Linked DNA regions of Homo sapiens: region 2 is linked to region 1. Evidence: chromatin contacts called from ENCODE Hi-C or POLR2A ChIA-PET data. All regions are on one chromosome and are shown on one strand. The core of a region is the stretch at or near the end of the contact, and the rest is flanking DNA. Distances in the headings are between cores, read along the strand shown. Region 1 has its middle 270 kb from the start of METTL4. Region 2 has its middle 160 kb from the start of METTL4.

Region 1 (5,337 bases), core at 1,995-4,494:
AAAGGGGCAAATTCCAGCTAAATTAAGCAAAAAGAGTAAGTTTATTGGAAAAATGCAAAGTAGTTTACAGAATCAGAAAAGAATTCCAAAAATCAGTCCTCAGGATGACAACCAGGGCACTCCTGAGGTATGGGAAGGAGATAGTAACAGACTTTTCAAGGCAAAACAATGGCCCTCCTCAAAGATGCTCACATCCTATTCCCTAGGACCTGTGAATATTTCATATTACATAACAAAGAGTGATTAAGCTTGCAGATGGAATCAAGATTGCTACTCATCTGACCTTAAAGCAGAGAGAGTAGCGTGGATTCCCAGGTGGGCTCAATTTTATCACAAGGGTCTTTAAAAGTGGAAAGGGGAGGCAGGCGAGCTGAGTCAGAGGAGAGGTGACGATGGGAGCAGCATCAGAGAGGGGCCCTATGAAAAGATTTCATCTGCCTTTCAAGATGGAGGAAGGGGAAAGGGGCCAAGGAAAGTAGGAGGCCTCTAGAAGCTGGAAAAGACAAGGAAACAGCTTCTCCTCACAGCCCTGCCAACACCTTAATATTAGCTCTGTGAAACCCCTGTCCAAATTCTGACCTTCAGAATTATTAATATAAGGCAATATTTATTGTCATGTTTTTGTAAGCCACCAAGTTTGTAGAAAGTTGTCACAGTAGCAATAGAAAAGCGGTAAATCAGGATGAATCAACTTCAATCAAATCCTTTGGGTTGTTCAGTACAGAGTCTAAATTCCAGGGAGAATATCGGATTGGCCTAACCTTGATCACATGACTATTTATTGGGCTGAGAGGGTTGTTATCTTGATTGACAGGGCCACCAAGATGAAAAAAATATTCCTCAAAGCAAAAGCCAAATCAGAGTATGTTACTAGAAGGGGCAATGGGTGCAATATAGGCAAAAACAACAGATGTTTCTACAGTGGAACAGACTTTCATCTTACCCAGAACATTCCCCCACAGGCAACACAGAGATAACCAAAGTTTCACCTGACTTGCCCAAGATTTTACTCCTTAGAAACAAATAAAACTACAACTATCATTAAAAGATCAAATCTGTTGAACAGGTATTTCTCTAAAGAATAATAAGAACCATGAAAAGATACTTAACATTGTAACATCTTTGCATTAGGGAACTGCAAATCAAAATCATAACAAAATAGTACTGCATGCTCATTAGGATGACTATAATCCAAAAGAATAAAAAAGAAAATAACAGGTGTTGGTAGGGATACAGATATAGAGAAACTGGAGCTCTCATGCCTTGCTGGGGGGCATGTAAAATGATTCTGCTGCTTTGGAAAACAGTTTGGTGGTTCCTCAAAAAGTTAAACATATAATCCAACAATTCCACCCAAAAGAATTGAAAGCAGGGTCTAGTACACCAACGTTCATAGCAGCTTTATTCACATCAAGCCAAAGGTGGAAGCAGCCCAAATGTCTACTGATGGATGAGTTGATACACAAAATGTGGTATATATATGCAATGGAATATTATGCAACCATAAGAAGATATGAAGCTCTGATGAAGCCAGACACAAAAGGACAAATATTGTGTGATTCCAGTTGCATTAAGTACCCAGAATAGTCAAATGCATAGAGACAGAATATAGCATAGAGGTGAACAGGGGCCTGGGGATGGGGGAAATGTGGACTTTTTGTTATGGGTACAAAGTTGTTTTTGTGATGATGAAAAAGTTCCAGAAATGGACAGTAGTGATGTGTGCACAACATTGTAAATGTACTTAATGCCATTGAATTATACACTTAAAAGTGGTTTTAAAAATCAAATCTGCATGGCTTATAAATGATTTCATTCATTTAATTATCAAATGTGTATTGAATGCCTCTACTAAATACTGGAGGTATAGTGGAGAGCAAGACAGGCTTAGCCTGTCCCCTAGAAGAGAAGGCAAGTCAAGTTTCCAGGGTGAAAATCTGTGTGTGTCAGCAGGACATGTACGATGGAAGAGGATGAATGTGACTGGAACACTCAGATATTTAGGGAGAATATTGCAAGGAATTTTAGGTGTGTCCTACCGGTCAATGATTAGTCACTGTTCTTTGCATTCCTTTAAAGAAACAGAAACACTCCATTTGCCTGCATGCTCCTGTTAGATATAGTGAACTCCAAGTTTCTCTTCAAAGAATCAGTATGTCACTATGTTCAGCTCTCTTTTTTTTTTGTTATACTTTAAGTTTTATTCTTTGATTCTCCATTTTAAACTTTAACTTTCTGGTTCTCTTCACCCGCTTGCCTCCAGTTTCAGTAAATAACTTCCCCGCCAGTTCTAATCAGTAGTTCACATCTGTTCCCCTGGTCACTTGCTCTGACCTGAATCATCCTGAGTTACCCGTTCTGTAACCGCCCCTCCCACCAAACTACTCACCCTGCCACTCCAGGTCATACCCCTGCTCTCTTTAAAATAGCCAGTGGGAATTAGCTTAGACTGTGCCCTCCAACCCTAGCCGATACTGGAACGACACGGCAGTAGGGGGAATAAGAACCCCCTCCCCTCCCTTGTCCAAATGTACACTTGCCATTACTCCATCCACAAGTTGCACCCTTCTCCAGAAGTAAAACTTGCCTTGCTGAGAAAATTAAATTTCTGTTCGAGTGCTATTTCTTCACCACACAGAGGAACAAGCATTTTGTTGCTAACACTCCTTAAAATCAGAGTAGGCTTCTGCTACTTTGTATCCACCATGATGTGCTTTGCACAGTATGTGCTCAGTACCTGTTTTAGAATTGGATTTGGAAGGCTGAAATGGGAGGATTGCTTGAGCTCAGGAGTTGGACACCAGCCTGGGCAACACGGTAAAACCCTGTCTCTACCAAAAATACAAAAATTAGCCAGGTATGGTGTGCACCTGTAGTCTCAGCTACTCAGGAGGCTGAGGTGGGAGGATCCCTTGAGCCTGGGAGGTGGAGGGAGGTTGCAGTGAGCTGTGGTCGAGCCACCACACTCCAGTCTGGGCAATGGAGCAAGACCCTGTCTCAAAAAAAAAAAAAAAAAAAAAAAAAGATTTGGATTTAATTTCCAACTAGAATCATTGGGGAGGGAAAGGGAAAAACTTTCAAACGTGAAAAATTTTTTGAAGTACTAGATTCTAACACTTCTGATTTGCTGGACTTCCACCCTACATATGTACCAAGGGTCCTCATGTGTTTTACTCCCTAGGCTGAGACTATTTGAGGAGAACATGGAGATCTTCATTCCATTTGGCAGTCCACTGCCTAACTGTTCCTCAAACATGACTCATGAGCAGCAGAACTTTTTTTTGCTCCTGGCAAAATGACCCTCTAGGTACTTCAGTGAACAGATCTCTAATTAGATTCTCTCTTAACAGTCCTTGTAAAGTTGGAGAGGGCTCACCAAGTAATTGGAAAAGTAGTTTAGACTCACAAAGGAAAATAGATTAGACATGTTTTTACAGTGTGCCTCTCAAGTCCAGCTGACTAATTTGCAGTAATTTTCTATTATTGTTTTAGTCTAGGTTTTCCTATTGGTTAAATTTAACTGAATGGGACAAACGAAATGAATGGCAAAGATGCATCATTTACTCTGGGAACCCTGCCTTTAATACTGTTTAATAATTTAATTTGTAGATGGTTAAATTATGTAAATTCCAAGAGGTGTAAAAGGTTCTGAAACTTTTGCTTCTACTGGGCTTTTTAACCCAAAGAATCAAAGGAAAGTTTTGTGACACAAATGACAATGACTTTATGCATTTGTTGTTGCTGCCGTTCTTCAACAAGGTATTAAGAGGCCAGCCATTTCCACAGTTTGCAGATATCAAATATGAATCATAACAGGAAAGCCCACATTCCTCTGATGTAGAAATAAATAGAAAGTGTGTAAGTCTTTCTACCTCTGCTCCATGTCTATTTCCTGATGGGCTGACTAGTTGGAGAGCAATCCCTCTGGAGCAGCTAGACTGACAAACTGAAAAAAATTAGTTGCTTTTATTTGTTTACACATTTTGCCATGGGAGTTTCCAGCAAGCATGTACAATAATAACTTGATAAGTAAATTATGCACTACATCTTATTTCAATTTCTTCTAAGTAAGTTCAACAGAGGAGCTTTCCTTGTTATCCTAAAATCATAAAATGGTAAAACATTCATTTCTGGTATACTTTTTGCTTTCTTTTATTATTCTGTGAGACAATGGCACTTTGTTTTGACAGATGTGACTGAAATATCCTGGCACAGTTGCAAATCAGATTCAGACCAACTAGTTGTAAAGCAAATAGCCAGATGATAGAATGTGTTATTAAGTATTTATGAAGTAATCTGGGAGAACATGCAGCTGGTCCCCTGCTCCTTAATAGATGGAAGAGTTGCCAGTATATTTCACTGATTGATTACATGAATTTCCTTGTTACAATGCTGTATTAAAAAAACGGGATTCTAATCACCTGATGCCTTTTCTCTCAATAACTGTCTTTCTGGAATAAAAAGGGTGCCTATTTTCCTACTAACAGCAGAAACAGCATTTGTTCCAGAGAAATTCTAAATAGACATATATTCAAATATAGATTGTATTCTAGAATTACTTAATTAGATTTGCCTCACTAAGAACTTTGTTTGAAATGAATCATGTTGTCAGTAAGTCACTATATGTAAGTCATAGATCTAGCTATTCTTTAATATACTGGGAAGATATCTTTAGATTTTTCTCAAAAAAAAAAAAAGTCAGCTTGTTTTCCCTGAAATACTGCATAAGCTCAAATGAATGAACAGAATTACATAAGCCTTTTCAGATAAATTTACTTTGAAGCCGAGAATATGTCCAAAACATGTTAGTCCAAAGCTGAACAGTATTGGAAAGTTCCAGTGATTATAAATAGAATTTCTAAATTGAAAATGTCATTTCAGCCTTCTTCTCCACCTCACTGCTGTGATTCTAATAATTGCTCTTGTTGCCTTAATTTCCTTTAGTACAGCGTGACCATTTCCTAGGATCATTGAGTACCGTGTGATCTTTTTCAGTTATATTCAGTAGCGTCATAAAGATTATCTGGTAGGGAAAAACACATACTCATAATATGAATAACTTTGCATAGGTGACCTTTAAAACCACTGGTTAGCTTTCTAAGACACCAACACCCGCAGTAGCAATGGTATCCTTGAAGCCACTTGAGGGTTCATTCCAGTGGTCATTTCCCCTTGCACCTTGGTATAATCTACACAGTAGTATCAAGGTGGGCAGTCTACAACCACAATTATTACAAGTAGTAATTATTCTGATGTACTGCTATGAAAAATTAAATATAGATTTGAAATTTAGGACCTAGATCGGGACAATAAAAATAATCAACTCAAATCATTTCT
Region 2 (5,099 bases), core at 192-2,691, 110 kb after region 1:
TAGTGTATCTAGACTTCCACTGACTTTCAGTGTGTTCTTCTCAAGCTCTCAATATAATAAAATTATGTGATTTTTTTCATTATCTGTTTTTTGACATTATGAACAACTATAATGCCATAAATAAAAACCTTTTGTTAATTCATAAATATTAATTTGTTGTATTGTCTTCAATTCTTTTTTTTTCTTTTTTTGATAAGAAGTCTTACTCTGTCACCCAGGCTGGAGTGCAGTGGCATTGTCTTCAATTCTTAATAGGGATTCTAAAATACTTCCTTGAGGTAACGGTTCTTTTTTTTGAGATGGAGTTTCACTCTTGTCACCCAGGCTGGAGTGCAATGGCACGATCTCGGCTCACTGGAACCTCCGCCTCCTGGGTTCAAGCGATTCTCCTGCCTCAGCCTCCCAAGTAGCTGGGATTACAGGTGCACACCGCCACACCTGGCTAATTTTTGTATTTTAGTAGCCATGTTGGCCAGGCTGGTCTCAAACTTCTGACCTCATGTGATCCCCCCACCTCAGCCTCCCAAAGTGCTGGAATTACAGGCATGAGCCACCGCGCCCGGCCCTGAGGTAATACTTCTTGACTCGTAATTTTAGTTATATTTACTTCATTTAACATGGCACTAAAAGCTCCCACACAGAGGGGAACATGTTACAGCCTGCTGTTAATGTCTCCCCTGATCCTAGACACCTTTCTTAAGAGGTCCATTCCTTTCAACACTTTCAAGCCAGGTAAACACGTTCACCAGTGTTACTGCCTTTTTCTCTATTGTAAACACTTGAGAAATATGTTAAATGTCATTCTATCATTTCCTCTTCCTCTTGCTTCCCTTTAAATGTTTTGGTAGAAAATACTTTTCCCAGAAATATAACTGAGTTTATTCATCTTTAAAACCGTATCTTTGCATACTATAGAATATTTTTAGGCAATGCCAAGGATTTTTTGTTTTTTTGCCTCTCATCAATTTCTTCTCACATTTACTCTTTTTCATAAAGTTGACTTCTTTTTCATTCAAACTTCTGTCAGATTTCTACTTGTTCTCTCTTCTTTCCCTTAAGACTTGTTTAGTACCTTCTAAAAGATGCCTTCTCCAAACAATTTTTCAGAAGACTAAGATGCTGCTTAAACCTAAAACCACAGTCTTAAAATTATTTTTATTTTTCATCCACATGCAAATTGAAAGACGTGGAGTCATGAAATAAAATATTCTTAAGCTTATTAATATTTTATGTTTACATATACATATGCGGTGAGTCCCAAAATAGTATTTTAAAGTGCTGGATGTTTTTGCCTATTGATTTTAATTAAGTGTACTTTAGGTTGTCTGGATTGCAAGTAAGACAGAAAGGAAAATAGATGAAAAAAATCACAAGCAAGCTTTTTATTCCAGTTCTTGGGGAAAAAACTAATAAGCCACCTCCACAGTGAATTTCTAGTGAGTCATTAACCAGGGATTTGTTGCCTTGGTTACTGAGCCAGGTAGAGATTCCAGTAAAAAAGCAATGTGACCTATAGCTCAAGAAACTGAAGAAGTGAAATTTCTGCATGATGATATTTGCAGTTACTACAGAAAGAAATGAAAAGAGTAAAAAGTATATGTTAAAAGGGAAAAAAAGATTACTTCGATTTTTGACCCCATGTCAAAGATGTTTACAACCACACAACACACACTTTTAAGAATAACATTTCAGTGTTTGTTTCCTTGTGAAATATTACAAGACATAAACCATTTCCAATATATGAGACCTGTCCCACCCTAGAAAACAAAGCACTTGACTCGTCAGTGGTGAATGGACGACATTCCTTTGGTAGAGAATATTGCAGTAACATACATTTACAAGATAAGCATTCAGAAAGCAGAATAATTGGATAGATTTTCCAGGCAACCTATCTCTGTGGCTTTTCCATCACACCGTATCAAAAATTTAAATTACCTGAAGATTGGTACCAAATCTAGAAGCAAAGCAATAACAAAAGGAAGAATTCGAAAGCAAGACTTCAAGCATCATCCTCATCTTTGGCTGTAACTGGCTTTTTCACTAAACTCAGAATCATACTGAAGATATTGATGGTCTACTAACCAACCTCCAGAGATGGCAGAGATTACAATATCTGTGATGATTCATTTTGTTCTGTTTCTCTGGAGAACCCTGACTAATACATTATCCAAGTCCTACTTCCTGCTCTTTTCTGCCAATACTCCAAGCCACACCAGTTTACACTAAAACCAAAATCCAATGGTAGAAAGTAAAAGACTGGCAAAGTCACCACTATCTTATGGATGAGAATAGGACATTTAATAAGAAACCACAAAAATCATAAATTTTGCCAACAACCAAGGCCATGACATAGGCAATAGGACAGCTTCTGTGAAACTGCATGAGCCTCAATTTCCTCCAGGAAATTGCCCAGGAGTAATCATATCCCCTCCAGAAGATAGATTCTTACCAAACTCAAATGAGGTAATACATATGAAGCTCTGGTTAGATAAAAATTGGTATCTTTTCTTTTCTCTTGTTTCCCATCTGGATCTCTTTTACCTCCATTTTTATTTAAAAGATCTGGTTTCCTAAAAGGTTTAAACTTAGAACTCTAAAATTTAAAACATTTTCCATGTACATTCTGGAAGGGCTATTTTTTTCGCTAAGTGCAGTGTCACTATTGACTATTGGTCTGCAACCCTCCTTCAACACATACAAACAAATACTTTGAAACAAAACTGGAAATAAAGGATAAAAGGGAAACAAAACTGGAAATAAAGGATAAAAGGGTAGACAGTGTTGGATCAAGGTGTAAATTCCTAAAACATTTACGTTGTTTAATCCATGCCCAAACTTGAATGCATCATGTAGGGCTCACAGTAGATCTTACAGCCCAGACATGAAGCATTCATGATCAAAATATATTCTCAACCATAAATTACCCTGGGCTTACAATCGTCCCACCATCCTCCTATGTTTAATTGCAGGATTTCTTTCACCATCATTAATCCAATTTGGGAAAGGCTTAAAGTACTCTATTCGAGCTAAGCACCGACTGAGTTAAATGAGATGAATGTTTGGCATCTGTGGTTTATTGCAAATTCAACAGAGGGTGATGAGATTTGCTTTATTCCCAGTCTGGCTTTATTGAGGCTTCTCTTTTTATGAAAGTAATGGGCTTTCTGCCTTTATTTCCTGTCAAAGTTCTTTAATGCTTATTACTTGATATTTATTTGTCCTTTAGCTTTCAGAGGTGGCCAGCTCCTAAGATGTTTAAATATACTGCACAGAATTTGAATTTTCTGGGATTTTTTTCTTTTTTCTATTTTTCAAAAAGGTTAGTTCTTCGTAAGAATTATTTTACTGTTAGTGATAACAAAATGGTAAAAATACTTCTGGGGCTTTTAACTCTGCTTAGTAAAACTATCTTTTTTGTACTTTCTTCATGATTCAAATACCACATTATATTTACTATATATGGGATGATCTTTAGATATTAGCCAATACAATTAAAGACATATAATAATCATATTTGAAAGTATCCATTTTACAAACAACAATTTCATTCTATGATTTTCTACATTTTCGTATAGAAGTCTGTCATAGGTAATGGACTTTTGGCCTATTTTGTGTCAGGCACTGAGGAAGTAAAACAAAAATATATGACATAGCTTCTGCTTTCAAGGGGTTTACAGTCTCCCAGAAGCGAAAAGCATATAAACAAGTCATTATTATATCATCTTGGCAGAGTTTTCCTGGAAAAACCGCCTGAGGCAGGATGAAGCTCTGAAGATTTATTTGGGACATACAATCCCAGGGAAACAAGGGGAAGGAAAACTGTAAGTAAAGCTGGAGGGATGAGAAGCAATGCAAAGTGATGCACTACTGCGCTAGCAACTGCTTCATAAGGAACTCCAAAGAGACACAGCCGATCACTTTCAGGGCATTTGCTCAGCTACTCAGATGCGTCCAGACACACTCTGCACAGAGACTCTTTGCCTAGGGGAAAAAAAAAGCCCATGGAAAAAGAGGATATTTTTCTATCTGGCCTCCTCCTATTTCCCACTGGTTAACATTGACGCTGTGGAGAGTGAATTCCCCTGACCATCATCTTGCACCAGGTGCAAGCCCTTGGGCAGTCCATGGGCAGGCAGATGTGGCATGCAGCTGGTGGCCCTGTTCAGAGGTGGCCTGTAGGGTAGGGGCTGAAGCAGATCTCATAGCTCAGGAGCTCGGAGGGAGGGTGAGCCCCAAGACTGCACAGGCACCAGATGAATCGACACAAACAGGATGGCAATGAAGAAAGATAAAAATGTTAGGAAAACCCAGACAAGGAGCAACTGAGGAAAGCTGAATCTGTGACTAAAAAAGCAAATTCATGAAATTAAGTTTTTCATTGAAAGATTATATGCATATTATATACACCTCATAAAAGCTAACATGTGGCCTGGTGGTTCTTGGAATGATCCACGTTGTTCAATTTTAAGCCCTAAGTCTGTACTAATGCCATGGCTATATTTCTCTAAGAAGAAATCTCAGCTTACCTGGGGGCAGTGGGCTCAACCAAGGCTATGGTTTAGAGGAGGAACTGATAACCCCATTGACTGCTACCATCAATCATGTCAGAAATGTCAGTCACTTTCCAATGGTGAAAATTAACACTGACCTGTTTCATTTTCTAAGACAGGTGGTGCGCCCTCTTTATCATGTCTTCCCCTTGTTCCTTTGTGATGTTTTTATTCTTTCCTAGGTAAATTCCCTCAGAAGAGAAAATAAGCAAAGTCAAAAATTCCCTCAGAAGAGAAAATAAGCAAAGTCAAATATAGAATGACAGCTAGTCTATCTAGGATTTTTGGTCTCAAGATTCTATGATTTAACATAAGCTGTAGCTTTTAAAATTCAGGTGCCCCATATGGGCTGCTGATGAGAATTCAATTTGTGACTCTACTAAGTCATTCTCTCTTACTAAGTGTGTGAAAGTGTAAGTAGATTAGAAAAAGTTTAAATAGCAAAGTCAGCTTTATTAATTCAGCACAAATGGTTTGTATACATCCTGAGCACCTATGTCTTCACCATGAAAAATACATGTCTTTTTAGATTTTTTAAACTTCTATTTT

Evidence for each region. A loop is a pair of places that touch in the nucleus more often than their neighbours do. ChIA-PET counts read pairs that join two places held with the same protein, here RNA polymerase II (POLR2A). Pooled maps may share reads with other maps.
Region 2: a loop to region 1 is called in a map of PC-9, with 10 times the contacts of the local background. The contact joins two enhancer-like sites. A Hi-C loop is called at or near these places in 2 of 168 maps with a recorded cell type or tissue (PC-3 and PC-9) and 2 of 50 pooled maps. POLR2A ChIA-PET finds 5 or more read pairs at or near these places in 1 of 52 experiments (activated CD4-positive, alpha-beta T cell).

Annotation. Positions count from the first base shown.
Region 1 is chr18:2,300,732-2,306,068 of GRCh38, forward strand. No RefSeq gene overlaps it. Among named protein-coding and RNA genes, the nearest start is that of METTL4, 270 kb to the right of the region's middle. Within about 2 kb of position 3,245, at least 5 of the 41 ENCODE cell types and tissues checked have a DNase peak (open chromatin) inside an H3K27ac peak, as active enhancers do; they include PC-3 and PC-9, where a contact is called at or near this core.
Region 2 is chr18:2,409,435-2,414,533 of GRCh38, forward strand. No RefSeq gene overlaps it. Among named protein-coding and RNA genes, the nearest start is that of METTL4, 160 kb to the right of the region's middle. RefSeq lists a silencer at 3,662-3,862. Within about 2 kb of position 1,442, at least 3 of the 41 ENCODE cell types and tissues checked have a DNase peak (open chromatin) inside an H3K27ac peak, as active enhancers do; they include PC-3 and PC-9, where a contact is called at or near this core.